Regions from separate parts of the Mus musculus genome. Here region 1 is linked to region 2. A link is a contact called in ENCODE POLR2A ChIA-PET data. All regions are on one chromosome and are shown on one strand. The core of a region is the stretch at or near the end of the contact, and the rest is flanking DNA. Distances in the headings are between cores, read along the strand shown.

Region 1 (2,710 bases), core at 180-2,679, 250 kb after region 2:
GTGCGGCCCAATAGTGGCCACGGTAGCCTGTCCTTCTGAGACATTCTAATTGGCCCCGCTGTCTTGTAAACACAACTTTTCATAAACGTAGTGAGTGGACCCAGGTATCAAAACAAGCATGTTGTCTCACTGAAAACAGCCTCGGAATGTGGTCTCTCTGAGGGATAAACACGTGTTCTCTAATCATGCTTCTATGGCATCCAGGGCTAAGAACCACGAACGTCTCCTAGGGTTTTCCTGTGCATGCATATCACATGTGCGCTGGCTTTAACCCCAGAGGCAATTAGTTACAATAGCAACATCATATGCCATTTATAAACATCACTGATCATTATGAAATTCCAAGGCTGTGTTTACCTTTTTTTTCCAAAAAAAGCCATTAAATATTCCACAGCCCCTCATTAGGATTTTCCTCAGGAACTGAAGGTAGGAGCTAGGCTGCTCTGTGTAAATCAGCTGATGTTTGTTGTCAGAACACCTGGTGAATCGGAATGAATTAGGGGAGGGATATGAGGGACACATCTGAATTTGGACAGATGATTTTCTTGACTTTTGCTTGAGACAGGCCATCAGGCACTTGAACTCCTGGGGTTCAACTACCCACCTAGCCTATCAGGTTTGAGTAGCTGGGGTTGAAATTTCTCTTCATCTTTTCACGAATTTTGAAGAGCTGGCAACTTAACACCTCTTTGTGAGTACTGATGTAAATCTTAGCTTTCTCTCAGCAAGCCACAATTTCAGAATAATATCCCTTTTGGGTACAATTTGCAAGAAAAAGAAACAGCAAGATGCTATGCTACCACCAGGTGGCACAGCTTTAATAACCAAGAAGAAATGCCAGAGCACCCAAGATCCGCTGTCAGGTGCGGAGAAACGCACCGCGGTTAGGGTGGCCATCACTCTTCCGTTGGCTTTGTGGTCAGCGGGGAGCCCGGTTGATCTGTCCGTCTATCAGGCTCTGTTGCTGAACCTAACCTCGACGGCAGCTGGGCCTGGGCACTCCGAGAGGTGTAGCTGGAGAGGGTTCGAATTTCAGGAGGCTCCCACTGGCTGCGCTCACTCTGGACCGCCGGAGGCTGAGGCCCGGGTCCGCGAACCACGGTTCACTAGTTCTGGTCTCGTGGCGGAGGTGCCAGGACTCGAGCTGCGGAGCCTTGATCCCTGTTCCGCCTTTGCTATGTCTGAAGGCGTCCTGCTTTGCGCGTGTCGGGGCCAAATCCAGATTTTCATTTCGCTCCAGGCTTGGACGGCTAAGTAGGTCCAAACCGCACAAACAGGAAGGAGGGAAGGCAAGGAGTGCGGGCAGAGGGCGGGTCGTTCCCAGCAGCACCCCAGTCCCTCCCCGCTCCGGTCTCCGACCCACTGGGGCCGGGGCGGGGCGTGCGCGTCAGCTGGGGCTAGAAAAGGCGGCGGTCCGGCCCGGCGAGGTGACAGCCCAACTTGGACGCCAGGTCCGGCCGACGCCGCCATGAGCGCCGCGCTTTTCAGCCTGGACAGCCCGGTGCGCGGCACACCCTGGCCCACAGAACCCGCGGCCTTCTACGAGCCAGGCAGGGTGGACAAGCCCGGCCGAGGGCCCGAGCCAGGGGATCTGGGGGAGCTGGGCTCCACGACTCCTGCCATGTACGACGACGAGAGCGCCATCGACTTCAGCGCCTACATTGACTCCATGGCCGCCGTGCCCACCCTAGAGCTGTGCCACGACGAACTCTTCGCCGACCTCTTCAACAGCAACCACAAAGCGGCCGGCGCGGGCGGCCTGGAGCTGCTGCAGGGCGGCCCTACGCGACCCCCGGGTGTGGGGTCTGTCGCTAGGGGGCCGCTCAAGCGCGAACCCGACTGGGGCGACGGCGACGCGCCGGGCTCCCTGCTGCCGGCGCAAGTGGCGGTGTGCGCGCAGACAGTGGTGAGCTTGGCGGCCGCGGCTCAGCCCACTCCACCCACTTCGCCGGAGCCTCCTCGAGGCAGCCCGGGGCCGAGCCTCGCGCCCGGCACAGTCCGAGAAAAGGGCGCGGGCAAGAGGGGTCCGGACCGCGGCAGCCCGGAGTACCGGCAGCGGCGCGAGCGCAACAACATCGCTGTGCGCAAGAGCCGCGACAAGGCCAAGCGCCGCAACCAGGAGATGCAGCAGAAGCTGGTGGAGTTGTCGGCCGAGAACGAGAAGCTGCATCAGCGCGTGGAGCAGCTCACCCGGGACCTGGCTGGCCTCCGGCAGTTCTTCAAAAAACTGCCCAGCCCGCCTTTCCTGCCGCCCACCGGCGCCGACTGCCGGTAACGCGCGGCGTGGGCCTTTGAGACTCTGAACGACCTATACCTCAGACCCCGACAGCGGGGAGCAGACGCCGCCCGAATCGCTAGTTTCTTTGGGACCTGCGAGCGACAGGAAGCTGCAGCTTGGGCACTGGACTGCGAGAGAAGCTATATTAATCTTTCCCCTTAAATTATTTTTTATAATGGTAGCATTTTCTACGTCTTATTACCATTGCAGCTAAGGTACATTTGTAGAAAAGACATTTCCGACAGACTTTTGTAGATAAGAGGAAGAGACTGCGCATGCTTTTTATATTCATTTTTACAGTATTTGTAAGAATAAAGAAGCATTTAAATCGCTGCAGCTTCCTATGTTCATTCTCTCCCGCACACAACATACTGAGACTTCACCAGGGAAAAGCAAGCACCTGGGAGCCACCCGACCAGGTGCGTTGCCCAC
Region 2 (2,755 bases), core at 51-2,550:
GAGAAAGCGAGGATAGAAACATGTTAATGGGATGACCTACTTTATGCTCTCAAGGTAACACCATCAGAGATCTGCTTTGTACTCACGCCATCAGACTGCAGATCCACCTGCAAACCCTTTCGTGCTGAGCCCAGATCTGGCCTCTGCCTTACAGGTGTGCCTCTCACCCCACTTCTTGGGGTTCCTTCCACTCGCGAGCTGGGAGTGCCATATGTCAATGGTGAACTAACATCAAAGTCCAAAGGAATAGCTATAAAGACAAGATATTTAGCTTTACCATGAAATCCCCATAAGCACATCAAATCCCAATTCCGGAATGCTGTTTGACAATTTAAACAGAATACTTTACTGCAATCTTTCATACCCCAATTGTAGTTCTACTATAAAGTATGCTTTCTTTGCTCACTAGGTCCTAAAATGTACCAACTCTGCTTCTCTCCTCAGGTGTTTCAGTGAAGAATCTATCAGTACACACAGAATAATAGCAACTGGTAAACCAGCAAAACCGACGGCTGACCCACCTAAAGAATGCATCTGAGGAGGGCTGGAAAACAAGGCATTCTGTGCAGGTGGGCTCTGCAGGTCGGCTCCTGGTGAGGTGGGCATTGGCAGTAGCTCTCCGGTGGAAGAATCTTCGCCTCTACGTCTCCGATTGGGTGACGACCTGCTTTCCTCACTTCGAACTTCCGTCATACAAAACAAAAAAGACGATCAACGCTCAAGCTTAGTCTTCCAGGAAGTGCCTTAGGGTAGTCATATTACTTAAACAAGAACACCCCCCCCCCAAAACCCTCAAACTGGAACAGAGGGACAAGGTGTAGGAAAAGGTGGGTCAACTGAACTGACCACGCCAGACTGCCTGGAGACGAGAGCCCAGTATGTGGGTGACAGAGGCTACTATATGCTCAAGGCCTGTCAACCACACACCAGGCTCGAAGGACTCAGGACTTTCCACAGTGCTGCGGGAAGAGACACGAGGCGGAAAGGGGGCAGATGAAGGAGGGAACTCACGGGACTGGGTTGGGGTGACTCGTCCGCGTCGGCTGCTGCGGCGGCTCGGGGTGGATGCCGGGGACGACATGGTGCTGTGGTTGCTGCGCGACAAAAGAAATCTGGCTCTCAGTTGTCCCGCTCCGGGACCTCTCGTACCTCGGATCCGGGTTAGTTGCAAACGCGCACAAAACGGCGAGTCAGGGTTCTGCGCCACCCAGGAGAACGTTCCTGGGCCCGCAGGGTGAAGCGATTCCCGCCAGCCGCTCTGTCGTCACAGCGACCGAAGACGCCTGGCCAATCAAAGAGGCAAGCGCGCGTAGCTCCGCCTCCGGAAAGCGCCGTAAGTGAACTCTGAGAAAAGGTTTCCGGCCAATCACAGCGGCAAAGGCGTGTAGCTCCGCCTCCGGAAGGCGCCACTGCAAGCCGGAGGGGGAGTTCTCGACCGCTACCTAGGAATTACAGCCTAGATTCACTTGCACGCCCCTCGCCTTGGATGGGCCAGCCTGCAGCGGGATTGCGTTTTGGCGGGAAACCCGGGGCCGGCACAACTCCCTTGTGTGTTTACATTTGCGTTGTCCCGAGTGCAAACACCAATCTGTGATATCTCCGCATGGTTAGACTGGTTCTGTCCCTTTGCATTCCGATGTGTACATGTTAAACGCTACAGATCTGCAGGCCGGTGCGCGTCTTCACCCCCCCACCCCCGCGAGAGTATAAGGGAGCAGTTCCGGCTGGGCCTTCAGGGAAGAGCTGGCTAGAGTGCTGAGACGCGCATGCGCGAAGCGGTGCCGGCGTGATGGCGGAGGAGGGAACCGGCGTACGGTGTTGGCTACTGCAGCTGCAGGAGTTCCTGTCCGCAGCAGACCGCTGCAGTGCTGCCGGGGCCAGTTACCAGCTGATTCGTAGTCTGGGGCAGGAGTGCGTGCTGAGCACTAGCTCTGCAGTGCAGGGTGGGTAAGGTCCCTAGACGCAGGGCTCAGCGTTTCTCTCCGTGGTGCGTGTAGTCAACGTCCCGTAAAGTTTATGGAATTGGTAGATGTGTATACTGCTCTCTTCCTAGTATCTGAGGAAGATGCTTTAAAACAGGTGTTGGAAAATGACCACCAAGTTTGGTAGTCATTTTTATCCAAAGTTGGATGAGAGTGCAAGATGGAAGTATTTTCTTCCAGAATAAACTCGCTTGAACTCAATAGGACCTTGACAAAAATCCTTTTTTCGTTGCACCATGTTTTCAGAATAATTGCAAAAATTAATGAAAGTCATGCAATTCTGTAGACATTTTTATTTTTTAGGTTAGGTATTTCCTATCTTGGGCTATAGCCCAAGATAGTCTGGAATTTACTATGTATGTAGAACAAGCCTTCAAATACTGGGGTTATAGATGTGAGGTACCACACGTGCCTTGCTCTTTTTAACCATTTAGTAATTGATGTGTTAAAATAGAGGCTCGAATCTGAACACAGCACACTGGGCCAAAAACAGTTCCACGTGTAAGAGGTTTGGAGGGGGTGGCAGAAAGAGAAGGCGCAGAGAGAGAGAGAGTGAGAGAGGGAGGGACATTCCCTTTATTTATATGGAAAATGACAACACAGGTAAAGGTGGGAGGTGAGCCAAGTGGATATTCTGGGAATATGGTGCCTGATGTCTTGGCAACAGGTCTGCTGGCCTTGCTGTCGCCTATGTGATGTCATAGGTTTGGGAGGTCCTGATGCCAACATACCTCCCTTGTTATAATAAAGAGAAGGAAAGAAAAAGGGAGGGG

Evidence for each region. ChIA-PET counts read pairs that join two places held with the same protein, here RNA polymerase II (POLR2A).
Region 1: POLR2A ChIA-PET joins it to region 2 with 16 read pairs in embryonic stem cell. The contact joins the promoter of Cebpd here to the promoter of Mcm4 in region 2. POLR2A ChIA-PET finds 5 or more read pairs at or near these places in 3 of 5 experiments (Patski and embryonic stem cell).

What each region holds. Positions count from the first base shown.
Region 1 is chr16:15,885,857-15,888,566 of GRCm38, forward strand. Cebpd (CCAAT/enhancer binding protein (C/EBP), delta) reads left to right here and starts at 1,430. Exons shown (of 1, transcript NM_007679.4): 1 at 1,430-2,710. The coding sequence starts at 1,469. The coding sequence ends at 2,275.
Region 2 is chr16:15,636,100-15,638,854 of GRCm38, forward strand. Mcm4 (minichromosome maintenance complex component 4) reads right to left here and starts at 1,301. Exons shown (of 16, transcript NM_008565.3): 1 at 1,012-1,301; 2 at 522-683; 3 at 87-250. The coding sequence starts at 1,081. Prkdc (protein kinase, DNA activated, catalytic polypeptide) reads left to right here and starts at 1,767. Exons shown (of 86, transcript NM_011159.2): 1 at 1,767-1,943. The coding sequence starts at 1,790.